Regions from separate parts of the Homo sapiens genome. Here region 1 is linked to region 2. A link is a loop called in an ENCODE intact Hi-C map of the cell type or tissue named here. Cell type or tissue: heart right ventricle. All regions are shown on one strand. Links, peaks and the distances in the headings refer to the core of each region. The heading gives the core; the rest is flanking DNA.

Evidence for each region. Peaks named below come from ENCODE experiments on the same cell type or tissue, not always from the same donor. Only the 100,000 strongest peaks of a DNase experiment are listed, where the experiment ranks them.
Region 1: it touches region 2 in a loop (4-fold over the local background); 25 of 110 quality-filtered maps call a loop at or near these places.

Annotation. Positions count from the first base shown.
Region 1 is chr19:47,591,672-47,606,866 of GRCh38, forward strand. No RefSeq gene overlaps it. Among named protein-coding and RNA genes, the nearest start is that of BICRA-AS2, 9.4 kb to the right of the region's middle. RefSeq lists silencers at 8,716-8,905, 9,056-9,105 and an enhancer at 12,569-12,638. In heart right ventricle, for the core only: a CTCF peak has its summit at 8,973; DNase peaks (open chromatin) are centred at 7,390, 8,830 and 9,524; H3K4me3 peaks cover 2,945 bases; H3K27ac peaks cover 2,736 bases.
Region 2 is chr19:47,431,415-47,446,609 of GRCh38, forward strand. It overlaps SLC8A2 (solute carrier family 8 member A2), which reads right to left. Exons shown (of 10, transcript NM_015063.3): 5 at 9,923-10,026; 6 at 9,755-9,772; 7 at 6,435-6,559; 8 at 6,048-6,147; 9 at 753-1,031. Among named protein-coding and RNA genes, the nearest start is that of MEIS3, 19 kb to the left of the region's middle. RefSeq lists an enhancer at 5,180-5,681 and silencers at 10,628-10,775, 14,797-14,846. In heart right ventricle, for the core only: a CTCF peak has its summit at 5,401 (motif pointing right); a DNase peak (open chromatin) is centred at 5,407; H3K27me3 peaks cover 3,664 bases.

The DNA.
Region 1 (15,195 bases), core at 6,398-11,397, 160 kb after region 2:
AAATTAAAAATTGGCTGGGCGCAGTAGCTCACGCCTGTAATCCCAGCACTTTGGGAGGCCAAGCGGGGCCAGCCTGACCAACATGGAGAAACCCCATCTCTACTAAAAATACAAAATTAGCCGAGCATGGTGGTGCATGCCTGTAATCCCAGTTACTCGGGAGGCTGAGGCAGGAGAATTGAGAACTTGGGAGCCGGAGGTTGCGGGGAGCCGAGATCATGCCATTGCACTCCAGCCTCGGCAACAAGAGCGAAACTCTGTCCCCCAAAAAATAAATAAATAAATAAGGAGTTTTATGGTAGGCAAATTATATCAGAATTTTTCTTTTTTTTTTTTTTGAGACTGAGTCTTGCTCTGTTGCCCAGGTTGAAGGGCAGTGGTGTGATCTCAGTCACCAAAACTTCTGTCTCCTGGGTTAAAGTGATTCTCCTGCCTCAGCCTCCCAAGTAGCTGGAACTACAGGCACCCACTACCATGCCCAGCTAATATTTTGTGTTTTTAGTAGAGATGGGGCTTCACTATGTTGGCCAGGCTGGTCTCAAACTCCTGACCTCAGGTGATCCTCCCTCCTCGGCCTCCCAAATTGCTGGGATTACAAGCATGAGCCACCGCACATGGCCGAATTATGTAACAATTAAAAAAAACAGCAAACACTTTAATGACTGTAGATTACCTCTGGGGTCAAACCCCAAATCCCTGGTGTACCTGCAAGTCTGCCCTGTCCCTCAGACCATCTCAGCCAAACTGCTGACTTTCTAGCCACCTGCCTTTCCTCCTTCCCCAGTGCTAGGCCTTTGCATCTCCTCTTCCCTTCCACCCTCATCTGACAACTCTATTCATCTCACAAGTCTTAGCTGACTGGCCAGGAGCGGAGGCTCACACCTGTAATTCCAACACTTCAGGAGGCCAAGACCAGAGGGTTGCTTGAGCCCAGGAGTTCAAGACCAGCCTGGGCAACATGGTGAAACCCCATCTCTACAAAACATACAAAAAACTTAGCCAGGTATGGTGGCACGCATCTGTAGTCCCAGTTATTCGGGAGGCTGAAGTGGGAGGATCACCTAAGCCCAGGAAGTCAAGGCTGCAGTGAGCCATGATCATACCACTACACTCCAGCCTGGGCGACAGACTGGGACTCTGTCTCAAAATTAAAATTAAAATTAAATTAGGCCAGGTGTGATGGCTCATGTCTGTAATCTCAGCACTTTGGGAGGCCAAAGTGGTCAGTTCACTTGAGGTCAGGAGTTCAAGACCAGCCTGGCCAACATGGTCTCTACTAAAGATACAAAAATTAGCTGGGCGTTGTGGCAGGCACCTGTAATCCCAGCTACTCGGGAGACTGAGGCAGGAGAATGGTGTGAACCCGAGAGGTGGAGTTTGCAGTGAGCCGAGATAGCGCCACTGCACTCCAGCCTGGGCAACAGAGCGAGACTCCGTCTCAAAAAAAAAAAAAAAAAAAATTAAACAACCTGGAGCTTGAGATCGGCACTGGAAGTAGGGAACAGGCTTGGCTCAGTGGCTTACACCTGTAATCCCATCCCAGCACTTTGGGAGGCCAAGGGGGACGGATCATTTGAGCTTCAGAGTTCAAGACCAGCTTGGCCAAAATGGTGAAACTGTCTCTACTAAAAATACAAAAAATTAGCCAGGTGTGGTGGTGGGTGCCTGTAATCCCAGCTACTTGGGAGGGAGGCTGAGGCATGAGAATCACTTGAACCCCGGAGGCGGAGGTTGCAGTGAGCAGAAATCACACCACTGCACTCCAGCCTGGGTGACACAGGGAGACTCCATCTCAAAAAAAAAAAAAAAAAAAAAAGAGCTCAGTAACTCAGGCCTATAATCCCAGCACTTTGGGAGGCCAAGGCGGGCAGATGACCTGGGGTCAAGAGTTCCAGACCAGCCTGGCCAACATGGCGAAACCCCATCTCTACTAAAAATACAAAAATGACTTGGTCGTGGTGGCGGGCGCCTGTAATCCCAGCTACCTGGGAGACTGAGGCAGAAGAATCGCTTGAACCCGGGAGGCAGAGGTTGCTGTGAGCTGAGATTGTGCCATAGCACTCCAGCCTGGGCAACTCTTTTGAGACAGAGCGAGACTCTGTCTCAAAAAAAAAAAAGAAGTGGGGGGCAATCTTGTGGGACTCAGCCTTCAACCTGTGGGATCTGATGCTGTCTCCAGGTAGATAGTGTCAGAAGTGAATTGAATTGGAGGACAGGCTGGTGTCCCCTGGGGGGAGAAGATCCCCCTCATATCTAGTGACAGAGCGTGTTGTGAGTGTGTCGTGGGACAAACTGTTTGTGTATTCCTCTATTCTCAGAATTCCCTGCACTGTCTTTTCCTAACAATTCCTCTTTATCCTCCTCCTCCTCCAGGAAGCCTTCCCAAACCCCAGGCTGGGTCAGGTGCCTGCTCTGAGCTCCCACATCCCCAGGACTCACTCCCCCTATCCACTTTAGGGAGAAGTCTGTAACCTCCACAGACCCGAGAGTTCCACGAGGTAGACCCCAGGGTCTCCCAGTAACCGCCACAGAGCAGATACCGACAAACACTCATTGCATTGACCTAACCTCACTCCACCACCATCTCCCCAGACCTCTCGGTTCTTGCCTTCCACCAGCCCCTCACCAACCATTTTTGGCTCTTCTCCTTGCCTATGCTGCTGCCATATGTATGATTTTTTATTTTACTTAATTTAATTTAATTTATTTATTTAAGGTGGAGTCTTACTCTGTCACCTAGGCTGGAATGCAGTGGGGCCATCTTGGCTCACTGCAACCTTCACCTCCCAGGTTCAAGCGATTCTCCTGCCTCAGCCTCCCCAATAGCTGAGACTACAGGCACACACCACCACACCCAGCTAATTTTTTTCTCTCTCTTTTTTTTTTTTTTGTTGTTGTTGAGACGGAGTCTTGCTCTGTTGCCCACACTGGAGTGCAGTGGTGTGATCTCGGCTCACTGCAAGCTCCACCTCCCGGGTTCACACCATTCTCCTGCCTCAGCCTCCCAAGTAGCTGGGACTACAGGCGCCTGCCACCACGCCCGGCTAATTTTGTTTTATATTTTTAGTAGAGACGGGGTTTCACTGTGTTAGCAAGTATGGTCTCGATCTCCTGACCTCGTGATCCGCCCACCTCAGCCTCCCAAAGTGCTGGGATTACAGGAGTGAGACACCGTGCCCAGCCACGCCCAGCTATTTTTTTTTTTTTTTTTTTTGTATTTTTAGTAGAGACGGGATTTTGCCATGTTGTCCAGGCTGATCTCGAACTCCTGATCTCAAGTGATCCACCTGTCTCAGCATCCCAAAGTGCTGGGATTATAGGTGTGAGCCACCGTGCCTGGTCTGTATTATTTTTTATTTTTATTTATTTAATTATTATTATTTGTTTTTGAGATGAAGTTTCACTCTTGTTACCCAGGCTGGAGTGCAATGGTGTGATCTTGGCTCACCACAACCTTCGCCTCCCAGGTTCAAGCAGTTCTCCTGCCTCAGCCTCCCAAGTAGCTGGGATTACAGGGATGCACTACCACGATCGGCTAATTTTGTATTTTTAGTAGAGATGGGGTTTCATCATGTGGGTCAGGGTGGTATCCAACTCCTGACTTCAGGTGATCCACCCACCTCGGCCTCCCAAAGTGCTGGGATTACAGGTGTGAGCCATCACACCCAGCCTTATTTCCCACGCCGAGACAGAGTCTTGCTCTGTCGCCCAGGCTAGAGTGCAGTGGCAACATCTCGACTCACTGCAAACTCCGCCTCCCGGGTTCAAGCAATTCTCCTGCCTCAGCCTCCCGAGGAGCTGGGATTGCAGGCATGTGCTACCAGGCCCAGCTAATTTTTGTGTTTTTAGTAGAGACGGGGTTTCACCATGTTGGCCAGGCTGGTCTCGAACTCCTGACCCCGTGATCTGCCTGCCTCTGCCATCCAAAGTGCTGGGATAACAGGCGTGAGCTACTGAGCCCAATCAATTTTTAAAAATCATATATACTCAACACCTTTGCTTTTAAAAAACCCTTAAGCATTTTTTAAAATACAATTTTGTTTTATTTCAGATGGAGTCTTGCTGTTGTCGGCCTGGGCTGGAGTGCAATGGCGCGATCTCAGCTCACTGCAACCTCTGCCTCCTGGGTTCCAGCAATTCTCCTGCCTCACCCTCCCGAGTAGCTGAGATTACAGGCGCCTGCCACCACACCCGGCTAATTTTTGCATTTTTAGTAGAGACAGGGTTTCACCATGTTGGCCAGGCTGGTCTTGAACTCCTGACCTCAGGCGATCCACTCACCTTGGCCTCCCAAAGGGCTGGGATTCCAACTATGAGCCACCGAGCCCGGCCTATTTTTTCCTCTTTTGATCGTGATGATTCTAGTGGGTGTGAGGTTGTATCTCATTGTGGTTTTGACTTCCATTTCCCTAATACTGATGACTGAGCATCCTTTCCTGTGTTTCTTGGCCATTTCCTCACCACCTTCTGCAAGCTGACCTCAGCCCTCACCACCTCACTGAACCATCATTTCCACCTTCACCAGTCCAGTGGTTTATCTTAATTTCCCTTCTTTTCTCTCTCAGCAACTTTGGACACTTCCTCCCTCGCCAGCCATTCTTGGTCTTCGTCTTCCTTTTCTGGAGAGAAATGTAAGAACTTAGGCCAGTTAGTTAACTTCTCTGTGCCTCGGTTCTTCATCTGTGAAATGAAGATGACAACAGCTCCTACTTCAAGGTTGCTGTGAAGATTCCATCAGCTAATGTATGTAAAGGGCTCAGAAGTGTTGGGAGGCCTTGGCCAGGCGCGGTGGCTCACGCCTGTAATTCCAGCACTTTGGGAGGCCGAGGCGGGTGGATCACGAGGTCAGGAGTTCAAGACCAGCCTGGCCAAGATGGTGAAACCCTGTCTCTACTAAAAATACAAAAAATTAGCCGGGTGTGGCAGCGGGCGCCTGTAATCCCAGCTACTCGGGAGGCTGAGGCAGAGAATTGCTTGAACCTGGGAGGTGCAGGTTGCAGTGATCGAAGATCGTGCCACTGCACTCCAGCCTTGGCAACAGACCAAGACTCCGTCTCAAAAAAAAAGAAGTGTTGGAAGGCCCAGGCAGGCGCATCATTGGAGCCCAGGAGTTTGAGTCCAGTCTGGGCAACATGGTGAAACCCTGTCTCTACAAAAAATACAAAAATTAGTCAGGTGTGGTGGTGTGTGCCTTTATTCCCAGCTAGCCAGGAGGCTGAGGTAGGAGGATTGCTTGAGGCCAAGGGGTTGAGGCTGCAGTGAACTATGATTGCCTGTAGTCCCAGCTACTCGGGAGACTGAGGCAGGAGAATTGATGGAACCTGGGAGGTGGAGGTTGCAGTGAGCTGAGATCGCGCCACTGCACTCCAGCCTGGGTGACAGACGGAGACTCTGTCTCAAAAAAATAAATAAATAGGCCAGGCGTGGTGGCTCACGCCTGTAATGCCAGCACTTTAGGAGGCTGAGTTGGGGAGATCACAAGGTCAGAAGATCGAGACCATCCTGGCCAACATGGTGAAACCCTGTCTCTACCGAAAATACAAAAATTAGGTGGGTGTGGTGGCTCATGCCTGTAGTCCCAGCTACTCTGGAAGCTGAGGCAGGAGAATTGCTTGAACCCAGGAGGCGGAGGTTGCAGTGAGCCAAGGTTGCGTCACTGCACTCCAGCATGGCGACAGTGAGACTCTGTCTCAAAATAATAAAAATAAATAAATAAATATAATTTTAGGAAAAGTCACCAGAAATTCAAAACAAAAACAAACTCCGTTGCAGAAATCGGATGTGAAAATTGTTCACTTTCATTCAGAATCTGCGGGTCGGCCAGGCGCAGTGGCTCATGCCTGTAATCCCAGCACTTTGGGAGGCTAAGGCAGGCGGATCATGAGGTCAGGAGATAGAGACCATCCTGGCTAGCACAGTGAAACCCCGTCTCTACTAAAAACACAAAAAATTAGCCAGGTGTGGTGATGGGCGCCTGTAGTCCCAGCTACTCCGGAGGCTGAGGCAGGAGAATGGCGTGAACCCGGGAGGCAGAGCTTGCAGTGAGCCGAGATCGTGCCACTGCACTCCAGCCTGGGCCACAGAGTGAGACTCTGTCTCAAAAAAAAAAAAAAAAAAAAAAAAATCTGCGGGCTGAAGCCAGGTGCGGTGGCTCATGCCTGTAATCCCAGCACTTTGGGAGGCTGAGGTGGGTGGATAACAAGTTCAAGAGATCAAGACCATCCTGGCCAACATGGTGAAACCCCGTCTCTACTAAAAATACAAAAATTAGCTGGGTGTGGTGGCACACACCTGTACTCCCAGCTACTTGGGAGGCTGAGGCAGGAGAATAACTTGAAACCAGGAGGCAGAGGTTGCAGTGAGCTGAGATCACACCACGGCACTCCAGCCTGGCGACAGAGCAAGACTCTGTCTCAAAAAAAAAAAAAAAAAAAAAAAAGAATAAACAGAATCTGCTTAAGATTCTTATATCTTTAGCTTTTAAAACAATACATCTAAAGACAGAAAACGTTTACATGGCACAGTGTAATGTGGTGATTAAGAGTATGAATTTTGGAGCAGGTGCAGTGGCTCACATCTGTAATCCCAGCACTTTGGGAGGCCAAGGCAGGAGGATCTCTTGAGCCCATGTGTTCGAGACCAGCCTGGGAAACAGGACAAGACCTCATCTCTACAGAAAAATAAAAATAGATTAGCCAAGCATGGTGGTGGCACCTGTGGTCCCAGCCACTGTGGAGGCTGAGGTTGGAGGATCACTTGGACCCAGGAAGTCAAGTGGTGAACACGTTGTTGCACTCCAGTCAGCGAGATCCCTGCTAGAAAAAAAAAAGTATAAATTTTGGAACAGGGCTGCAAATCCCTGTGCCCCCTGACTCTGACAATTTTGCAACTTCTCTATGACTCAGTTTCCGTATCAGCAGGAGGTGATATTAGCATATCCTACCTGCTAGGATTGTTGGAGGCATTCAATGAGAGCATCCAAGTACAGAAAGAAGCTCGGTTAAGCATTACTTATAACTACATTGTAAATCCCCCTCTAGCCATGGGTGACTTTTATAGCCATCTGAACAATGTTTCACAAACCCTGTAGTAAAAAGGGGATGATCCGCCTGTCTCGGCCCCGCAAAGTGCAGGATTACAGGTGTGAGCCACCGCACTCAGCCGAGATCTGTTAACAGACTCCAAATCTCGACTTAGTCTCATTGCTGCAAGCGGTCTACTCATTCTCTCCTCCAGATCTTCGGGAACAGAGTAATAATAAAAATCAAAACCCAGCCAGCTCTTCCTCTGTCAGTGGTGTTGACCAGCAGAGACCGCTTCCCTTCTTAAAGGGGCCTTTCCTAGTTTCGACTTTCTCTTCTCTTTCCTAAGATGGCCTGGTGCGTTTCTCCTGTCACCCTCCCCCAAGCATAGCCAAGGAAGCGGCCCCTCCCACATAGTTGGAATGTTAAATATCTCAGTGATGACTACAAGGCTTAAAGCAACAAATAAATAAAGCCACTCTTGAGTCAGAATATTTTATTTGGTGGTGCATGAGTAACAATACCCGATAAATGAAGACACATTCTTAGCGTGTTCTCTATCCCCCAAACGCTGCGGGGTGCAGGGGCTGCGGGGGCTGCAGGTGGGAGGTCCACAGCCTCTAGGGCAGGAGCTCTAGGGCAAGAGCAGGAGCAAAGGGACATGTGGATGAAAACGGGAAATTCTCAGAATTTGTGTATTTATTGGATTTTTTGTGTGTATTTCTTTGAATGTTTTTGTGTATTTGATTTTTTTGTGTGTGCACGTATTTGAATATTTTGTGTGTATTTTTTTGAATAGGTGACACTAGGCTCAAACTTTACAAAGGTAGAAAAAGACCTAACATCCACCCACCCCTGTTTCCCCACGGAAAACTGCTGTGACCAGTTTGCTTTTTTTTTTTTTTTCCCTAGACAAAGTCTCGCTCTGTCACCCAGGCTGGAGTGCAGTAGCGGCTCACCGCAACCTCCGCCTCCCAGGATCAAGCGATTCTCCTTGCTCAGCCTCCCGAGTAGCTGGGATTACAGGCGCGCGCCACCATGCCCGGCTAATTTTTTGTATTTTTAGTAGAAATGGGGTTTTGCCATGTTGGCCAGTCTGGTCTCGAACTCCTGACCTCATGTGATCCGCCCGCCTCGGCCTCCCAAAGACCTGGGATTACAGGCGTGAGCCACCGCGCCCTGCCGCAGTTCGCTTCTGCTTTTCAAGATATTCTGTGTATTTAACAAGCAAAAGCTTGTATTTTTTCATCTCCACCTTTTACATTTTTATACCTTTTTTTTTCTCCTCTCCTACCTTGTCAGGCTACATAGCTCATACCGTGTCAGTTCAAGTATCCCTTCCTCGTTTTACGGTGACTCCGCATCCCATTGCGGGCCGCACCACTGCTTATCTGAGTCCCCCATCGATGGACAACTAGGTTGTTTCTGGTCTTTTTTTTTTTTTCCCACAAATTTTTACGAGAACAACAACAAAAAAAACAATGCTACTCAACCTCACCCCTTGGTTAGTGTTTGTCAAAAAACGGACAGGCAGAAGCCCCAACCTGCGCCCCCCAACGCCCGACTCTCCGCATCCGCCGAGGGTACCCCAGCTCCAGGGATCGCGGTGCTCAGGGACCGCGCGTCCAGGACTGGCCCTGCCTCCCAGAAGCTGTCAGGCGGCGGCCGTGGCCCGCTGTAGCCCCGCCCCGTGGCCCGCCCGCAGTAGGCCCGATTCAAATCTGGCCAATGATAGTGTGTAAACAAACCCAGGCCCCGCCTCCCGACGAATAATCCCCCGACCGGCGAGAGGCCCATTTAACCCGATGGGGTTTGGGGTTGGGACGGTGATGGAGTCGTGGCTCCGCCCCCAGACCTGGGCCAATAGGCGGCTGGGCTCCGCCCCCGGCACTTGCCGCGCTGAGGACCCGAGGCAGGGCTGGGCGCGCAGTTGCCTGATTTCGTGGCGGCTCGCAGTCTGGGCGCTCCGGGCGCTCGGCGCGGGCGGGCAGGGCCAGGAGCTGGGGCGGCGCACTCCGCGGTCCCAGCCGCATTTGAAGGGAGCGGTCAGAGGGCGGAGATCGCCCCGGCATCAATGCCCTCTCATCCCCCACTTTATTTCCACCGCCTAGCTGCTAAAATCCGGACCCGGAAACGTCTCCAATGGGAACTTGTTCCCCTCGCCCCTATTTAACAGAACCTGGAGGGGACGCAGGGGTGTTTTTGGATTGGGCAAGGCTTTCATTTCTTTCCCCTGGTTCTTACATGCATACGGGAAAATGCACGTATCTTGTGCGCCGCTCTACAGAAAACTAAAACTCCATGTGGCACCAGCAGCCTCCCAGGTCGAGAAACAACTTGGGTTGGAGAAATTTTCTTTTCGTTTCTTTGCTTTTCTTTCTTTCTTTCTTTCTTTTTGAGACGGAGTTTCGCTCTTGTCGCCCAAGCTGGAGTGCAATGGCGCGATCTCGGCTCACCCACAACCTCCGCCTCCCGGGTTCAAGCGATTCTCCTGTCTCAGCCTCCCGAGTAGCTGGGATTACAGGCATGCGCCACCACGCCTTGCTAATTTTTGTATTTCTAGTAGAGACGGGGTTTCTCCATGTTGGTCAGGCTGGTCTCGAACTCCCGACCTCAGGTAATCCTCCCGCCTTGGCCTCCCAAAGTGCTGGGATTACAGACGTGAGCTACCGCGCCTGGCCTGAACATTGTCATAATAAAATGTTTGGGGACAGGGGCAGATTTGGGTGCCTGACGATACACTCCCATTGAAGAGATGAGAAAATGGAGGAGCTGGAGAAGTGACTTGCCCTAGGTTCATCTGGTGACTCAGCCACAGAACACCTGGGTGTACTGATTTAGTCCCCACCCTGCCTGGCTGGCCTTGGGGACAAGTCGCTGAACCTGTCTGGGTCTGACTGCCTAACTCAGTGCTTAACCTAGGACTCATAACTTGCGCCTGATTCTCAAATAGAAGGGGCGTGTCACTCCCGAAGGACAGCAGGTCTCTTTCGATCTGGGCCCATATTGATCCCCAACACTGGTCTTTGGTCATCCCTTTGGCTGCCTCTGACCTTCCCCACTGATTCTAGAACAGTGTGGACCACACTCACTCATTAACTCTGAAACTTGGACAGGCTTTCCAGGATGTCAGGGGACAGACAGGACAGAGCAGGAAAAACAGACGTTTGCTCTCCCAGGGCAGGGATTGCCAGGGAATCAATGCCCTTTGATCCACCCCCTTAGTTCCACTGCCTGGTAGCTAAAACCCAGATGCTGTACCAAGGGATCGTTTAAAAAATTCCATTTGAGAATCATATGCAAGTTATGAGTCCCCCATTAAGAACTGAGTTGGTGCCTGTAATCCCACCACTTTGGGAGGCCAAGATGGGGGGATCACTTGAGGCCAAGAGTTCGAGACCAGCCTGGCCAATATGATGAAACCCTGTCTCTACTAAAAATACAAAAACTAGCTGGGCATGGTGGCGGGTGCCTGTAATCCCAGCTGCTTGGAATCGCTTCAACCCTTGGAGGCGCGCGTTGCAGTGAGCTGAGATTGCGCCACTGCACTCCAGCTTGCGTGACTGTCAAGAAAGAAAGAAAGAGAAAGAAAGATAGAGAAAGAGAAAGGAAGGAAGGGTGAGGTGGCTCATGCCTGTAATCCCAGAACTTTGGGAGGCCAAGGCTGGCAGATGACAAGGTCAGGAGTTCAACACCAGCCTGACCAATATGGTGAAAACCCGTCTCTACTAAAAATACAAAAAATTAGCTGGGCGTGGTGGTATGCGCGCATCTGTAGTCCCAGCTACTTGGGAGGCTGAGGCAGGAGAATTGCTTGAACCTGGGAGATGGAGGTTGCAGTGAGTCAAGATTGAGCCACTGCACTCCATCCTGGGCGACAGAGCGAGACTCCATCATCTAAAAAAAGAAAGAAAGAACGAGAGAGAGAGAGAGAGAGAAAGGGCTGGGCACGGTGGCTCACGCTTGTAATCCCAGGACTTTGGGAGGCTGAAGGCAGGTGGATCACTTGAGGTCAGGAGTTCAAAACCAGCCTGACCAACATGGTGAAACTCCGTCTGTACTGAAAAAAATAAAAATAAACATTTGCTGGGCATGGTGGTGCATACCTATAATCCCAGCTACTTGGGAGGCTGAGGCAGGAGAATTGCTTGAACCTGGGAGGCGGAGGTTGCAGTGAGCCGAGATCGCACCATTGCACTCCAGCCTGGGCAACAAGAGTGAAACTCCATCTCAGAAAAAAAGAAGAGAGGATAGAGAGAGAAGGGAAGGAAGGAAGGAGGAAAGAGAGAAAGAAAAAGGAGGGAAAAAGAGAAAGAAAGAAAGAGAAGAAAAGAAAAGAAAAAAGAAAAAGAAAGAAGTAACTGAGTTGAGCAGTCAGACCCAGACAGGTTCAGTGACTTGTCCCAGGGTCACTCAGGCAGGGTGGGGACTAATGGCTATCAGCCATGGCTAGGCATGGGGCTGGCCTCTTTTTATCTTTTTTTGAGACGGAGTTTTGCTCTCGTTGCCCAGGCTGGAGTGCTATGGCGCGATCTTGGCTCACTGCAACCTCCGGCTTCCGGATTCAAACAATTCTCTGTCCTCAGCCTCCTGAGTAGCTGGGATTACGGGCATGTGCCATGATGCCCAGCTAATTTTGTATTTTTGGTAGAGACGGGGTTTCTCCATGTTGGTCAGGCTGGTCTCAAACTCCCGACTTCGGGTGGTCCACCTGCCTCAGCGTCCCAAAGTGTTGGGATTACAGGCGTGAGACACCGTGCCCGGCCTGAGTTTTTTTGTTTTTTTGAGACGGAATCTCCCTCTGTCACCCAGGCTAGAGTGCAGTGGCGCGATCTCAGCTCACTGCAACCTCCCTCTTTTGGGTTCAAGCGATTCTCCTCCCTCAGCCTTCCAAGTAGCTGGTACTACAGGTGCGCACCACCACGCCCAGCTAATTTTTTCTATTTTTGTAGAGATGGGGTTTCGCCGTGTTGCCCAGGCTGGTCTCGAACTCCTGAGCTCTGGCAATCTGCCCACCTCAGCCTCCCAAAGTGCTAGGGTTACGGGCGTGAGCCACTGCACGGGGCCAGGGCTGGCTTCTTGTTGGTGTCCTCTGCACCCTACCAGAGCCATTCCAAGTGGCATGGCCCCAAGACCATCTCCCTAAGAGGTCAGGTGTGTGTATGAGGTGGGTGGATGTTGTTAATATCTATTCAGCAAACTTTTATTGAGCATTTACTAAGCACCAAGCACTGTTTTAGGGGCAGTGGATATTCTACAATGTACCAAAGGAACCTGGGAACTGCCAAAAAGGGCATGACCAAGGGAGGTAAACTGAGGCTCGCAAACCGAGGCTAATTAAGCGACTTATTTGCTTACTTGCTTGTTGGCTGTGTTGCCTAATAGATTGTGAGTTGTGTGGGAGGCAAATAGATTGTGAGTTGTGTGGGAGGCAAATAGATTGTGAGTTGTGTGGGAGGCAGGAACCCGGGTGGTGTTGGTCACCACAGGATCCTTGACACACTAGATACTAAAAAAATATGAATGAATAGACTCTGACGAAGTCTCCAGTGAGTCCCCTAGTTCTGAGTCCCCCGGGGCTGGCAGCTATGACAGAAACACAAGTGCTACACTTCAGGTCCCAGTGTACAGTGACGGCTTCAGATGAGGGCTGCGTCTCACTTTGTGGGTGCGTGACTGGGCAAAACACTTCCCTTCTCGGAGCCAATTGAGTTTTCTACACTGTATGATGGGGGTAACTAAAGGTCTCTCCCCTGTGGGCAGTTCTCATCAGAAACTGTGTTCACCACCCAGTTAACACTCTAAAAGTGTAGCTCCATCAGTGGCTGTGGAAGTGCAGAGTTAGGAAGACTCAGACTATACAAACATAAAGTAAAAAAAGTGTATACTGCTGCTTCTCAGAGGGTCCACACACCTCCAGTGGGTGGTGGATGATCACTGCTTGTTTTTGTTTTTTTGTTTGCTTGTTTGTTTTGTTTTTGAGATGGAGTCTTACTTTTGTTGCCCAGGCTGGAGTGCAATGGCGTGATCTCAGCTCACTGCAACCTCCGCCTCCCAGGTTCAAGCGATTCTCCTGCCTCAGCCTCCCCAGTAGCTGGGATTACAGGCGTCTTCTACCACGCCCAGCTACTTTTTGCATTTTTGTAGAGATGGGGGGGTTTCACCATGTTGGCCAGGCTGGTCTCGAACTCCTGACTTCAGGTGATCCACCTGCCTCGGCCTCCCAAAGTGCTGGGATTACAGGCGTGAGCCACCGCGCCCGGACTTGTTTTTGTTTTTGTTTGAGACGGAGTCTCACTCTCGCCGAGGCTGGAGTGCAGTGGCGTGATCCTGGCTCACTGCAACCTCCGCCTGCCGGGTTCAAGCAATTCTCCTGCCTCAGCCTCCAGAGTAGCTGGGATTATAGGTGTGCGCCACCATGCCTGGCTAATTTCTTTTGTGTTATTATTATTATTTTTTTGAGACAGAGTCTTGGGCTGTTGCCAGGCGAGTGCAGTGGCGCAATCTGAGCTCACTGCAACCACCACCTCCCGGGTTCAAGTGATTCTCCTGCCTCAGCCTCCTGAGTAGCTGGGAACACAGGCACATGCCACCACGCCTGGCTAATTTTTGTATTTTTAGTAGAGACGGGGTTTCACCATGTTGGCCAGGCTGGTCTCAAACTCCTGACTTCAGGTGATCCACCTGCCTCGGCCTCCCAAAATGCTGAGATTACAGGCATGAGCCACCGTGCCCGGCCTGTTTGTTTGTTTGTTTTGAGACAGACTCTTGCTCTGTTGCCCAGGCTGGAGTGCAGTGGCGCAATCTTGGCTCACTGCAGCCTCGACCTCTGGTGTTCAAGCAATTCTCGTGCCTCAGCATACGCCACCATGCCGGGCTGATTTTTGTATTTTTAATACATTAGATTTTGTAATTTTTGTATTTTCGCTGCGTTGAACAAGATGCTCTGGAACCCCTCACCTCAAGTGATCTGCCTGCCTTAGCCTCCCAAAGTGCTGGGATTATGGGTGTGAGCCCCTACACACCTGGGCCATGGAGGCTTTTTTTTCTTTTATTGCATGATGCCTAGGTTTGGGGTACGAATGAGCCCGTCACCTAGGTACTGAGCATAGTACCTGAAAGTTAGTTTTGTTTTGTCTTTTTTTTTGAGACAGAGTCTCACTCTGTCGCCCAGGCTGGAGTGCAATGGCATGGTCTCGGCTCACTGCAACCTCTGTGTCCCGGGTTCAAGCGATTCTCCCACTTCAGCCTCCCAAGTAGCTGGGACTACAGGCATATGCCACCATGCCTGGCTAAGTTTTGTATTTTTAGTAGAGACAGGGTTTCACTATGTTGGCGAGGCTGGTCTTGAACTCCTGATCTCGTGTTCCTCCTGCCTCGGCCTCCCAAAGGGCTGGGATTACAGGCATGAGCCACCATGCCCGCCCCCGAAAGTTAGTTTTTCAACATTTGTCTCCTATCCCTACCTCCCCACTCTGGTAGTCCCCAGTGTTTATCTGTCCCATCTTCATGTCCATGCATACCCAATGTTTACCTCCCACTTATAAGTGAGAAGATGAGGTATTTGGTTATCTGTTCCTGTGTCAGTTTGCTTAGGATAATGACCTCCAGCTGCATCTGTGTTGCTGCAAAGGACATTATTTCATTATTTATTTATTTATTTATTTTTGAGACAGAGTCTTGCTCTGTTGCCCAGCCTGGAGTGCAACGGCGCTATCTCGGCTCACTGCAACCTCCGCCTCCCAGGCTCAAGTAATTCCCTTGCCTCAGCCTCCCGAGTAGCTGGGACTACAGGTGCCTGCCACCACACCCAAATAATTTTTGTATTTTCAGTAGAGATGGGGTTTCCCTTTGCTGGCCAGGCTGGTCTCCAACTCCTGACCTCAAGTGATCCACCTGCCTCGGCCTCCCAAAGTGCTGGAATTACAGGTGTGAGCCACCGCACCAGGCTTCATTCTTTTTTATGACTGCATAGTATTCCATGGTGTACATTTATCACATTTTCTTTATCCAATCCACTGTTGGTGGGCACCTGAGTTGATTCCATGTCTTTGCTATTGTAAATAGCATTGCGGTGAACACCACTGTACTAAGTTATAGATCTATCATGCTTTTATGTTTGGGACATTGCATAAGGTATTCACTTGTGGAACTGATAACTTCCTGTTTACTT
Region 2 (15,195 bases), core at 2,907-7,906:
CAGAGGTGGGCGGATCACGAGGTCAGGAGTTCGAGACCAGCCTGGCCAATATGGTGAAACCCCGTCTCTACTAAAAACGTAAAAATTAGCTGGATGTGGTGGCGCACGCCTGTAGTCTCAGCTGCTCAGGAGGCTGAGACAGAAGAATCGCTTGAACCTGGGAGGCAGAGGTTGCAGTGAGCCGAGATCACAAGATCACTGCACTCCAGCCTGGGTGACAGAGCGAGACTCTGTCCCCACACCAAAAAAAAAAAAAAAAAAAAAAACAAAACCCAAAAAAACCAACTTTGAGGTTCACTGGCCTGGTTTCTGTCATGTCCCCCAACATAGTTCCATGGACTCTTCTGTCTGGTTTCTTGCGGGATGGGACATCAACAGCTTGTTTCTATGGAACCCACTGATTGGCTTCTCTGACAATCCCCACCGTCTTCCTAGGAACCCCTCTCCCCACAGCTGTCTCTTCCCCACCCTGCCACCTTCTCTCTATGAAATCCATTGTCTGGTTTCTAGCATTTCCTGCTACCTTAGTTTTATGGGACCTTCTACCTGGGTGCTTTTGGGGAGGATTCAATTCACATCTTGCACCTAGGGGACCCGCTGCCTGGCTTCTATTATGCCCCACCTCCGTATTTCTCTGAGACCCACCACATGGGCGCTGTGTGACTCCACCCACCTCATTTTGGCAGGATCCTGTGTTGCCCCTGCCTGGCTCATCTGAGATCCTACCCCACCAAAGTCTCCCAGGGTGTTACCAGGGATGGAGGTGCCCAGGGCAACGAAGACAACAGCATTGACAGAGTCCTTGAGGCCAACGGTGCAGCCGAAGTGGGAGGCGAGGTCCCCAATGAGGGCGGTGAGCAGGCCGATGACCAGGATGGAGACACCAAAGCAGGCCCAGCCGTGGCAGTACTCGGTGGGGGGCACACAGGCGAAGAGCACCTTCCAGAACACCGTCAGGAAGTGCATCACGTAGTCAAAGCACGACGGCAGCCGCTCCTCCCGGGACCCGTCCTCCTCCTCCTCCTCGTCCCCTGTGGGCACACGACCCAGCTGGGGCATACACTCAGACTTCCTTCCTTGCCTACAGAGGCCCCATTTTGTCTAACTTCCTGACAGCAAGTCCCATTGAATGAACTTCTTTCCCAGAATCCCTTGCACCTACCTGTGGCCAAGTCAACTGCTAAAAACAGTTACTTTCCCAGAATCCCTTGAAGCTAGGAGCTTGATTGGGCCCAGGTGAAAAATATTTACTTTCCCAGAATCCTTTGGATCTAAATATGGCTAAGTCAGCAGTAAAAACAGTTACTTCCATAGAATCCCTTGGAGCTAGGGGCATGACTGAGTCCAGGTAAAAAAATTTTACTTTCCCAGAATCCCTTGCACCTAAGTGTGGCCATGTCAGCAGCTAAAAACAGTTACTTTCCCTGCATCCTTTGAAGCTAGGAGTGTGAATGGGCCCAGGTGACAAATATTTATTTTCCCAGAATCCCTTGCACCTAAATGTGGCCAAGTCAGCAGCTAAAACCCATTACTTTCCCAGAATCCCTTGAAGCTAGGAGCATGAATGGACCCAGGTGAAAAATATTTAGTTTCCCGGAACTGCTTGCACCTAAATGTGGCCAAGTCAATGCTAAAAACAGTTACTTTCCCAGAATCCCTTGAAGCTAGAGGAAGCCACATCTGCCCAGCTAAAAACATCCAGTTCCCCAAGACCGTTTGCTGCCAGGGACAGCCATACCCCTAGCTAAAATTATTCATTTTCCCAGAAGCCTTCACAGCTGCTGAAAGCCAGTCCACAGCTAGAAGTATTCACTTCCTCAGATTCACTGCAGCTAACCAGAGCCACAGTCTCCACTAAATGTACTCACTTTCCCAGAATCCCTTGCAGCTAGAGGGCTATATACCCAGCCAAAATTAATCACTTTCCTAGAATCCCTTGAGACTAGCAACAGCTATGGCCTCAGATAAAAATATGGTATTCACTTTCCCAGAATCCCTTGCAGTTGGCAGTTGCCATGTCCCTGGCTAAATACTTGTTTTGCCAGAATTCCTCCTGTGAGTGACTATCTGACCCAGTCTGCCAATGAGATATAAACAGAGGGTTTCTGGAAAGCCCTGGCTTTCCTGATGTGGGCATTGGGTTACAGATGTGTTTTCTGAGCTTTGTAAATGATGCCTCATGCTTAGAGCTGTATCACCTATTGTGACCTAATTTGACCAGCTTTTGACCTGCAGTGACTTTTTTTTTTTTTTGAGACAGAGCCTCCCTCCGTTACCAAGGCAGTAGTGTGATCTCAGCTTACTGTAACCTCCGCCTCCTGAGTTCGAGTGATTCTCATGCCTCAGTCTACTGAGTAGCTGGAATCACAGGTGTGCACCACCCCACCTGGCTGATTTTTTTGTATTTTTACTAGAGATGGGATTTCGCCATGTTGGCCAGGCTGGTCTTAAACTCCTGGCCTCAACTGATCTGCCCTCCTAGGCCTCCCAAAGTTTTGGGATTACAGGTGTCGGCCACCGTGCCCAGCCGACCTGCAGTGGCTTTTATAACCTGAAAGCCCTAAGGCAGTGTTTTGTTTACCTCACCCTAAGCTGATTAGTATAAAGCAATGAATGAGAATCAATGAGCACACTTGTGTGTGGCACGCATTACATCTGGAAGGATGCTCATGAGAACGAACGTAGCTCCTGACCAGTCACTGCTGAACGCATCCCTAACTGATGTAAGACATGGCTGAGGTCAGAGCAGGGAGGCCACGCTCTTTGGGAGAGAGGTGGCTGCTATTACCGCATCACTATGTCAGTTGAGGCTTCTGCCTGCCCTGCTTCAAATCCTTCCTTGGTTCTTGTACTACCTTCAAACCCAGGCCCACATGCCTAGGCTTGGCATTCTGCGGACTCTGGCCTCAGCTGACTTCCCCAGCTGCTCCCCTCTACAGGGAGGCTCGTGGTTATGCCTGTCACTCTGAAGTCACCTCTCTGGTGTCCAACCCTGGATCCACTGTGTGATCCTGAATCAGTGTCCTCACCTCTCTGGGCTTCTGGGTGCCTATCTGTGATAAATAATTGGACCTGCTTCATGGGAAACTTGTGATGACAGAATGAGTTGGTTCATGTAAAGTGCTGTCAACGGTCTCGGACACCTCCAGCGTTATTACTGTTGTTTCGATTGTTATGATTGAAGGCCTTTTTTGGTGCCTGGGGGAAATTCAAAGATGCTCCATGCCAAGTCCAGCCCACAAGGAGCTTACAGTAGGAAGGGAGGTAAAGGAAGTACAAAAGCTCTGCGACAAGATGGGACCCGACTCATCTCCTAAGGGAGTGAGGACTACCCTTCTCCCTCACCCCTCCAGCAGCTCTGTGCTCGCACAGCAAAGAACCAAAAGGCACGTGCTGAACAAAGTGCAAAGTGACCAAGCTCTGATCCAGACACTGAGGATACATTAATTAAAATGAGTTCACACAGGAAATAAATTTCCAACCATGCCTGGCACTCAAGACACGATAGGGTCAGCTGGGCACAGTAGCTTACACCTGTAATCCCAGCACTTTGGGAGGCGGATGTGGGCAGATCACTTGAGGTCAGGAGTTCAAGACCAGTCCGGCCAACATGGTGAAATCCCATCTCTACTAAAAATACAAAACTTAGCCAGACATGGTGGTGGGTGCCTGTAATCCCAGCTACTCAGGAGGCTGAGTCAGGAGGATCGCTTGAACCCAGGAGGAGGAGGCTGAGGAGGCTGCAGTGAGCCGAGATCACACCACTACACTCCAGCCTGGATGACAGAGACTACATATCTCAAAAAAAAAAGACATGATAGGGTCACCGTTGTCATAATCAGGATTATTATTACAGTTATTATTATTGTTATGTTGTTATTCTTCCTCCACCCCGATCTAATCACCTGATCTAACCACCTGGTTTCTATAAACCCACAGCACGATGTACGCTGGGTCTCTACGACCGCCACCTCCCACCTCGTTTCAGTTCCGCCTCATCCTCCGTCTCCACTAAGTCCCCAGAGGAAGGAAATGCTCCGAAGCTCAAAGAGCCCCTTGCCATCTCCCCGTTGTTCGTGGAATGAACCTCAAAGGAGCCTCTGCAGGGCCCGTCTCCTGCTAGTTTCTTTTCTTCGTTTTTTTTTTTTTTTTTAGACGGAGTTTCGCTTTGTTGCCCAGGCTGGAGTGCAATGGTGCTATCTCGGCTCACCGCAACCTCTGCCTCCCAGGTTCAAGCGATTCTCCTGCCTCAGCCTCCTGAGTACCTAGGATTACAGGCGCAGGCCACCATGCCCGGCTAATTTTGTATTTTTAGTAGAGACGGGGTTTCTCCATGTTGGTCAGGCTGGTCTCGAACTCCTGACCTCAGGTGATCCACCTGCCTCGGCCTCCCAAAGTGCTAGGATTACAGGCGTGAGCCACCGCACCCAGCCTCTACTGCTAGTTTCTACAGCCTCTACCCACACCCTCTCCACTTTCCTCCCACAAGCTCTCTCTAGCCCCAGGGGCTTCCCCCATTCAAAACCCTCCATGGCTCCCCAGTGTGTTCAAATGCCACCCAAGCTCCCTACTGTGGTCCACAAGGAGCAGTGTAGAAATGTGCCGATTTCCAGCCTCATCCTGGTACCTCTTCCTCCCGCCCAACACCAGGCACCCACCCAAAAAATGTGCCATAATCTCGCACACTCCAGGGCTTCTGTGCTTGGCTCTCCCTCTGCCTGAAACACTCTCCCTGTCTTCTCCCTCCTCCTGGCTGACATCTTTACCCATTTGAAGACTCAGCTGGGAAGCCACCCCCTCCAGGAAGCCCTCCCTGACTTTCAGGCTGGGTTAGGAACCGCATCAGGGCTTTCCTCCGGGTCTCCCATCCCAGCCCTGCCTACTCTGGGTTGTCTGTGTCTTGTGACATGTCTGTCTCCTGCACTGGGCTGTAAGCTCCATGACAGGGCCAGAAATCACTTCTGTGTCCCTGGCAATGTCTCACATAGGGTCGGGCCCAGAAGATCCCTCAGAAGTATGTCAGAAGAATGTGGCTTCAGAGGGAGATGCCACTTTGTTTCTACTGGGCAAACAGTCTGGTGTTTCTAGGACTGCTGCCTTGTATTTTCCCATCCCCTTAAGCCTGGTTTCTTTGGATCCTGCTCGCCCAGTTTCTTTGCAACCACAATTCCATGTACGCCTTCAGTCCCCAAGAGCTGGGGCCTTAACCCTGATGTTATGTAAGAGATTGAAGCCCTGAGCTCCGACCTCGGGCCTTTTCTGGACTCCCTGTGGGACTTCAGGCCACTCCCTCCTCTGTCTCTGAGCCTCAGTCTCCCCAGTCCATATCACAAAGGGCCAGTGTTGGCTTCCAAGACCGTCAGTGGGTACAAGTGTCGTAGTGTCTCTAGCCACAAGGGGGCAGTGTGGGCCTGTCTGAGGCCAAGGAGGGTGGTGACCCGCGCAGGTAGGAAAGAGCTCGGTGCCCTGGTGACTGTCTCCAGGGCAACGGAGGAACCCAGGCTCTCTCTGGGGTGGCCACACCATTTAATCTGTTCCCACCCTCCTGATGCCTGATGCTGGGAGAAAGCCCAGGCTGGGAACCCTCCCGGTTCAGCCCAGAGCCAAACACAAACCCTCCCAGCCGCTCCAGCCACCACCTCTCCCTTCTCTGCCCTTTCTGTATCCTCATCTACCTGCCTCTCCCTCTCCCCGGCCCATTTCAGTTTGCACCGTTCATTCTGTCTCATGTCTTCTCCATGTCTCTCTGATTCTCCCTGTGTATTTCTGTGTGTCTCTCTCTCCTGCTTGTATTTTTTTTAGAGACAGCGTCTTGCTCTGTTGCCCAGGCTGGAGTGCAGAGGCACGATCATGGCTCATTGCAGCCTCAAACTCCTGGCCTCAAGCAATCCTCCCGCCTCACCCTCCCAAAGCGCCAGGATTCCAGGCATGAGCCACCGCGCCCGGCCTGTTTATCTTTGTGCCTGTCTCTCCATTCATTTCTCCCCCTTTCCCTGTGTCTCTGTCTCTCCATCTTTCTCTCTTCTCTCTCCTCCCTCCCCACTTACCTGCGCTCACCGTAATTGCCTCTAAAAACTGCTCCCTCCATGAATGGGTCCCAATTACCAAGGCCAAGTTCGTTTTCTTGATGAGTTTATCCACCGTGTTCTGGGGATGAGAGGGTGGGGGAGAGGTCACTGCCCCTGAGCGAACCAGGGAAGCTCCATGTTGGGTCCTGGGTCGGGGGCTCACAGCCTGTGCCCAGGGGTCCTCAACTTTCCACACCCCCGTTCTGAAGGCAAGCAAGGAAAAGGGAGGCATGTGCTGTCCGTGGTCCTGACGTGGGACCCTTCTTTGGCTTGATCTTAGGAACCTTGTGGCTCCCCGCTTTCCGGACCCTCCCCAAGGAAATGAACCAGGCTGGACTCCAGGAAGGTGAGGCCCCGGAAAATCACCTTAAAATCATATGACTCCTCGATGATGACCTCCAGCCGGCAGTTCTCCCCAAGAACTGGCTTGCCCATCTCTGCTATCCTCCGAGCCTCCTCCTCCTCGGCTGTTAGCTTCCTGTCCCCATCCCCTGCAGCATGAGGGGTGGGGGTTAGACTCCTGGGAGACCTACCTAATTGGGCCTGTGACGCCTTTACTACCTGTCCCCATAGTTAGAGAAAGCCTATCTGTTCTCCTCTGGGAAGCTCCTTGGTGACTCCTCCCAGCCTCCCACCTGACCACCGTCTCCTTCAACCCTGAGGTCCAGCTCCCAAGGGTTGGTTCATGATCTTTAGTTGGTGGGCTCTGGGGTTCGTATGGTGGAGGCTGTGAGACTTTAGGCAATACCTGAGCCTCTCTGTGCCTTAGTTTTCATAACTGTTAAACGGGCACAATAATTAGTACCTACCTCATGGGGTGGTTGTGAGACTTAAATGAGTTAATTCGTGTGAAGTGCTTAGAACAGTGCCTGGCACACAATAAATATTCAATACATGTTACTATCTTTATTATTATCACCAACATTATCATCATCGTTGCCACCCTGATAGGGGAGGCCTGGTCTCTACATCCAGTTTCTGGAAACATCCTAGAGTGTGGCTGACATGGTAAGGAAAGGGGAGGACATCCGATTTTGGCACAAATCTTGGAACCAGACCCACCTACATCCTGGTCCTGAGCTCGCTTCTCTCCCCAAAGTATGCTGACCCCTGACTCCAAGCCCAGCAGCAGCCCAACCCTAATTCTGGTCCCTAACTCTGAGCTGGACTCTCACTGTGGCCCCAAATGGAAGCCTGTCATCAACACTGACTCCAAACCCCAACCCTCAGCCCTGGATCTGACCTCAGCACAACCCTAGCCCTAAACCCTAATCCCGACTCTAACATTCACCATAACCTGGAGCATCAATAACCCCAAGCCAAATCCCACACTCTATCTCCAGATCTAACTCCAGTCCTACACCTGACCTCAAACCTCAGTCCCAACTCCCAACTCTGACACCATCACTCATGAGGAGCTTGACCACACGGCAGAAGCTGAAGTGTGTTCACCTGAACCTGTTTCCTCTCCTTCCTGGGCAAAGAGCTGAACTACATTTCCCAGCCTCCCTTGCAGCTGGGCGTGGCCACGGCCTGAGTTATGGACACTAGAATGTGGGCAGAAGTGATGGTCAGTCCCTCCAGGCTTAGCCCCCGAAAACCTCCCATGTGAGCCTCGAAACTCTCTTGCCCTGTTCACCAGCAGCAAACCCAGCCACAATGCCAAAGCTCCCTGGCACAGTGGAGTCACAAGATGGAATGGCCACATGGCAGAAGAAAGCCACCCACCAACTAGGAACACTCTCGTAAAACTTTGCCTGAGAGGCCAGGTACAGTGGCTCATGTCTGTAATCCCAGCACTTTAGGAGGCCAAGGCAGGTGGATCACCTGAGGTCAGGAGTTCGAGACCAGCCTGGCCAACATGGTGAAACCCCATCTCTACTAAAAAATACAAAAAAAATTAGCTAGGTGTGGTGGCAGGTGCCTGTAATCCCAGCTACTCGGGAGGCTGAGGCAGGAGAATCTCTTGAACCCCGGGGGGTGGAGGTTGCCATGAGCCGAGATCGCACCATTGCACTCTAGCTTGGGCAACGAGAGCAAAACTCCGTCTCACAAAGACAAACAAAGAAACAAAAAACAACTTTGCCTGAGCAAGAAATAACTTTTTTTCTCTCTTCTCCCTCCTTCCTTCCTTTCTTCCTTCCTTCCTTCCTTCCTTCCTCCCCTCCCTCCCTCTCTCTCTCTCTTTCTTACTTTTCTGAGATGGAGTCTCGCTCTGTCACCCAGGCTGGAGTGCAGTGGCACGATCTCGGCTCACTGCAACCTCCACTTTCCAGGATCAAGTGATTCTCCTGCCTTAGGCTCCTGAGTAGGTGGGATCACAGGTGCCCACCACCATGCCCGGCTAATTTTTGTATTTTTAGTAGAGACAGGGTTTCACCATGTTGGTTAGGCTGGTCTTGAACTCCTGACCTTAAGTGATCCGCCCGCCTGGGCCTCTCAAAGTGCTGGGATTACAGACATGAGGCATTGTGCCCAGTAAAGAAATAACTTTTATTGTGTTAAGCCCCTGTGACTTGTCGGTCAGTTTGTTATAGCAGCTTGTATTGCTTCCTCCAACGAATACAATCTTTAATCTAACTCTAATCCTAACCACGGATCCCAATTCTGATCTTGACTCCAAAATGACTTTGTCCATCTCCAAGCCACTGACCTTAGCCCTAACTCTTACTCCAATCTCTGACCTTGGCCCCAATTCTAACCTAAATTCCTCAAACTCTATTACTCACCTCAAAGTCCAACTTTAGCTTTGACCTAAATCTGACTCTAATTCTAATCTGATCCCACCAGCAGGAAAGCACCTCCACTGTGACTCTCACCTTAACATGGTCCTAACCCCGATCTCCAATCCAAACCCCACCTCACTCCTAATCAACCCCAAACTGGATTCTCTCTGACCTCACTCTCACAAACCCAGATCTGATTGTATGACTTACAACCCTGATTACAGACATAATCTTTTGAGATGGAGTCTTGCTCTGTTGCCCAGGCTGGAGTGCAGTGGCACCATCTTGGCTCATTGCAACCTCTGCCTCCCGGGTTCAAGCGATTCTCCTGCCTCAGCCTCCCAAGCAGCTGGGATTCCAGATGCCTGTCATCACACTCAGCTAATTTTTTTTTTTATTTGAGGCAGAGTTTCGTTCTTGTTCCCCAGCGTGGAGTGCAATGGCGCGATCTCGGCTCACCGCAACCTCCACCTCCCGGGTTCGAGCGATTCTCCTGCCTCAGCCTCCTGAGTAGCTGGAATTACAGTTGTGTGCCATCAGGCCCGGCTAATTTTGTATTTTTAATAGAGACGGAGTTTCACCATGTTGGTCAGGCTGCTCTCTAACTCCTGACCTCCGGTGATCCACTCTCCTCGGCCTCCCAAAGTGCTGGGATTATAGGTGTGAGCCACCGCACCTGGCCTCACCCAGGTAATTTTTGTATCTTTACAAGAGATGGGGTTTCACCATGTTACAGACATAATCTTGACCTCCAAAATGCTAACTGTAATCCCAAACTCATACAGGCACCACCAACTCTCAGGCCAGACCCCACTGTCCCCCAGCCCTGAATCTGCCTTTATCTCACCTCCAATCTGCCTCAAACCCAACCTGGAAGAGTAGCTTTGGGGCTGGGACCCTCCCCCAGGCCCTCTTCCAGTGGCTCCTCCCCACTCAGAGCCCAGAGGTGACTTCACTCACCTTGATTGAGTAGCAGAGCTGGGGAGAGACAGAGACAGGCAGACAGTGAGATCAGTTCCCCACGAAGCTCAGGTCCACGAGCTTTAAGGAGTGCCTGCAATTGAGCCCCTGAAAGTCCCCCGACCCTGGACCCCTTACTTCTCCCACAGCCCACTGGTCACCCCTCACCTGAAATCCCTCGCTTAAGCCACTGGGGCTGGCCCAGCTCAATGAAGAAATTATCCTTTTTCTCATATTCCTCGTCATCAACTATCTTCACCTGAAGAGTTTTCCTGTGCAGGGGGTAAGGGGGAGGCAGAACACTCAGTGTAAGGCCCCCTCCCCAGACTCACCAGGCAACCCTCCTGGCAGCCACCCAGTTTTCCAAGCACCTCCTCTGTCCCAGACTCCACAATCTCATTTACTTCTCACCACCACGCAGGGAGGAAGGCTCTATTATCATCCCCATTTGACAGAAACAAAACCAGGCACTGGTGAGGAAGCTGAGTCTGATTAAAGTAAAGCATTCTGGGTGCGGTGGCTCATGCCTCTTATCCCAGAACTTTAGGAGGCTGAGGAGGGAGGGTTGCTTGAGGCCAGGAGTTCAAGACCAGCCTGGGCAATATATTGAGAGCCCATCTCTATTTATATTAAATAATTTATTTTAAAAAATAGGCCGGGCACGGTGGCTCACGCCTGTAATCCCAGCACTTTGGGAGGCCGAGGCGGGCGGATCACGAGGTCAAGAGATTGAGACCATCCTGTCCAACATGGTGAAACTCTGTCTCTACTAAAAATACAAAAATTAGCTGGGTGTGGTGGCACATGCCTGTAGTCCCAGCTACCTGGGAGGCTGAGGCAGGAGAATTGCTTGAACCTGGGAGGTGGAGGTTGCAGTGAGCTGAGATCATGCCACTGCACTCCAGCCTGGCAACAGAGCGAGACACCATCTCAAAAAATAATAATAATAAAAAAATAAAGCAAAGCGGTATGAGCTCATGGTTGAGACAGGATTTGAACTTACAACTGTCAGAATCCAGACTGTTAACCCCTGCACTCCAGCCCAGCCACTATGGTCTCCTACCTAGATTACTAGTTGCCTGCTAAACAATCCCATGCTTCAGCCTCACCGCCCACAGTCTGTTCCTTCAAGAGCAGCCAGAGTGATCCTGATAGAACCAAAGTCAGACCGCATTCCTCCCCTGTGCAAAACATTTGCAAGGCTCCTATCTCTCACAGAATGAAAGTCAAAGTCCTTAGGATGGCCCACAAGACCCCCTGCAATCTAGCACTCATTCCCTTTCTGGCCTCCTTGCTATTCCTTGAACAAGCCAGGCCTGCTCATGCCTCAGGGCTTTTGCACTGGCTGTTCCCTCTGCCTAGAACACTCTTCCCCCAGGCTCCCTTCCTCAGTTCTTCATTCAAACTTCACCTTCTCAATGGGGCCCACTTCTTCCATCTTATTTAATAGTGAAATCCCTCACTGCTCCCCCTCCAGCACTCCCTTATACTGCTCTGTTGTCTTTCTTTTTAATGTATTTATTATTATTTTTGGAGACAAGATCTTGCTGTGTCACCCAGGTTGGAGTGCAGTGGTGCAATCATAGCTCAATGCAGCCTCAAAGTCCTGGGATCAAGCGATCCTCCTGCCTCAGCCTCTCATGTAGCTGGGACTACAGGTATACACTACCATGCTCAGTTAATTTTTTATTTTTTGTAGAGATGGGGTCTCACCACATTGCCCAGGCTGGTCTTGAACTCCTGCCCTCAAGTGATCCTCCCATCTTGGCCTCCCAAAGTGCTGGGATTACAGATGTGAGCCATGGCACCTGGCCTGTCTTCTTTAAATATCACCTTCTAACACCCTCTAACATTTATTTAGTTTATTGTTCGTCATTTACCATTTGCTTCCCCATCTTTAAATTTAAGTTCCCCCAGGTAAGTTCATTTATGTTTTTTGTTTTATCTCCAACACCCAGAACAGTCCCTGGCATAGAGCACACCCTCCATGCATATTTTGCTAACTCCAATCCTTCAGCACAGAAAACCCTCAGCTTCCTGCTCTCTGTCCCAACCAGATCTGGAGAGTTAACCAAGTGCTGATGCTAACTGATTTTCTCAGCATCTCTGCTCCTATGGTAACCAGGGGGTGGCAGGAAACAGCCAGAAGTTACCTGTCACCTTCAGGCACATAATCCACACCCCTCGACCCCAAAGACCCACAAACCCAGAATGCCCACAGCTTTGCCACTGGCAACTCTTTAGGCTGTAGGAACCATGTAGTCCCACAAGGCCTGGCCCCAGAACCCAAAAACACAAACACCCAGCCCACACAGTCACCCAATCGAGGAAGCACAGCCGATCACACCGCCCACACCCACACGCCATCACACCCTACAGCCATTCCCACTGCAGTGGCAAGACTGCATGGACCAGATGCCCGTCAGTTAGCACGACTCCCCCACCACAGCCTTGGCGACATCGCCACCCTGCAGCCCCTCACTGTGGTACCACGTAGACGCTCCTACCTTATATCTAACTCCTGACGCCTCTTGGTGTCTCTGTTTACTTCCTTCAGTGCCTCTCTGCATCTCTGTCCCTACATTTTCCATCTTCTTTTCTCTCTCTGCCTCTCTCAGCTTCTCTGGGTCTATCTCTCCATCTCTGACTCTGTCTCTCTGACTCTCCAGCAGTCTCTCTCTCTGACTCTGACTCTCTCCGTTCTCTGTCTCAGTCTCTTCTCATCTCTCTGCTCTCCCTTTTTTTGAAACAAAGTCTCGCTCTGTTGCCCAGGCTGGAGTGCAGTGGCATAATCATGGCTCACTGCAGCCTTGATCTCCAGGGCTCAAGCAATCCTCCCACCTCAGCCTCCTAAGTAGCTGGAAATATAAGCGTGTGCCACCACACCTGGCTACTTTTAAATTTTTTATAGAGACAGGATCTCACTATGTTGCCCAGGCTGGTCTTGAATTCCTGGCCTCAAGTGATCCTCCCACCTTGGCCTCCCCAGTGCTGGGGTTACAGGTGTGAGCCACAGCACCTGGCCCGCCCTTCTTTATCTGGATTCTTCTCTCCCTGTCTCTGTCTTTCAGAGTCTAAAGAATGGAGTAACAAAAGTCAACACACTTCAAGCAGAAGAGTTTCAATCAGGCAGTCATTCAAAAGACGCATCTCAACACACAAACACGCACAAGACACAGCGACACCCGCGCAAGGACAGGCGCACACAAGACGGCCATGTGGGGACATCCGCCCACCTCCACCCTCCTGGTTTCAGGATATTTTCAATTTTCTGTGGGTGGAAAGAAAGGGCCGCCCCCGACCTCGGCGTGGGCTGTGAGCTGTCCGCGGTGCTGAAATGCTGGGGCCGGCGAGGAGGGAGGGTCTCCCGAGACATGCTCCTCACACACCCTGACACACACAGACAGCTGCCGACACAGTGACATGCTGACAGGGTGACACACACACCTCTGTCGCTCACTCTCGCAGACATGCTGCGATCCGCTGACACACAGTGACTGACGTGCAGTGACAGGCACGTCAACTGCGCCTGGCAGGCGCACCCTCAGGGGACCCAAATGCAGGAGAAACCCAACGCGCAGGAAACAGCAAGAGGGACTCGAGCTAGACCAAGACAGGACTTCCTGAGATCAAAGGAAGCAGATTTCCTCCCCAGCCTGCCCCCTTGTTTCCTGAAAACTCCACTCTCCTGCCCTTCTCCCCTGCCAGTCTCTGATCTCAGACCCAGTCTCCTCATCCTGTCTCTCACTGACCCAAACTCCCTTTTCTCTCTGCAGCATCGTGAGAACCTCTCCTTCCCTGGGTCAGTCTCTCTCCTCCATGAATGTCTTTATCGCGTCTCCATCTCTCTGCCTTTCAGTCTCCCTCCATCTCAGCTTTCAATATCCACCTCTCTCCCTCCCTCAAAGCATCTCTGTCTCTGTGTCTCTTCCTTTTTTTCGGGGGTGGGGTGGGTGGGAGATGGAGTTTCGCTCTTGTTGCCCAGGCCAGAGTGCAATGGCGTGACCTCGGCTCACAGCAACCTTCGCCTGCTGGGTTCAAGCGATTCTCCTGTCTCAGCCTCCCGAGTAGCTGGGATTACAGGTGCATGCCACCAGGCCTGGCTAATTTTTGTATTTTTAGTAGAGACGGGGTTTCATCATATTGGTCAGGCTGGTCTCGAACTCCTGACCTCAGATGATCCACCCGTGTTGGCCTCCCAAAGTGCTGAGATTACAGGCATGAGCCACCGTGCCCGACCTCTAAGTTCCTGTCTTTCTGTGTCTCTGTCTCTCTGTTCTGTCTCTGTTTCTCTCTCCAGTTCTGTTATTCTGTCTTCAGCTCTCCCTGTGTCTATCTCTGTGTCTCTGTCTCTGTCTCTCATGCTCTCCCTGCCACCCCATCTCTGGGTGTCTCTCCTCCATCTCCAGCCCAGCTGCTTCAAAGCGCCTCTAATTAGTGCCTGCCCATCAGAGGAAGGAAGAGTTTCCCTAAACACTAATTAGCCTCCTGTTCTCTGTCTTCTGAAGCCACAGCTGGGAGCTTGTGGGGGTGGGGGACAGAGGGTGTCCCAGCCTGGGGAAGCCATGTGGGGGAGGACAGGGCCGTAAGGTTGCAGCAGCAGGAGGGAAGCAGGTTGGACTATAAGAAGGACCGGAAAAAGCAGAAAGAAAACTCTCCATTCCCCCATCTCTTGGTGTGAGAGAGGGGTCTGGGATGGTGCCTCTCGCAGCCCCCAACCCAAGTTCTCAACAACCCTCAGACAGAGACCAAGCCAGACAGAGAGAGAGAAGGAAAGGTGTGGAGTGTGCCTGAAATATAAGCTGAGTCAGAGAGCGAGGTGCTGGGGACAGACAGCTGCAGATGAACAGAGACGCAGAGACCCAGAGAGAGACAGCCCAGGGAGTGAGAGATGCAGAGATGCAGAGGGAGAGACGGAGAGACAGCGAGAGCAGTGAGAAGCTGAGTGCTGCCCGAGGCGGAAGCGCAGAGGCTGGGAGGAGGAGGGAGGGGGAGCGCGGTGGGGACTCCGCTTGAGTAGGAGGCGCGTGGGCGGCACGGAGGAGGGAGACAGACGGGCATGCGGGGGCGGAAGAGAGCGGGCAGAGGAGGGGCAGGCGCTGCCTGCATCCTGGGCAGGGGGGTGGGGGAATGTGAGGCTTCAGGCACACATTGGGGGACACTCGGTCACCTGTGTAAGGGGTGGCCAGGGATCTGGGCGTGAGAACAGCCCTGACTTAATAATTTAGTGTACGTGTCCGTGATTTTATGTGTGTCTGCGTGTTTTTTTTCTTTTTTTGAGACAGGGTCTCACTGTGTCGCCCAGGCTGGAGTGCAGTGGGTGATCACAGCTCACTACAGCACCTAACTCGTGGGCTCAAGCCATCTTCCTGCTTTGGCTTCCCAAGTAGCTGGGACTACAAGTGCACACCACCATGCCCAGCTAATTTTAAACAATTTTT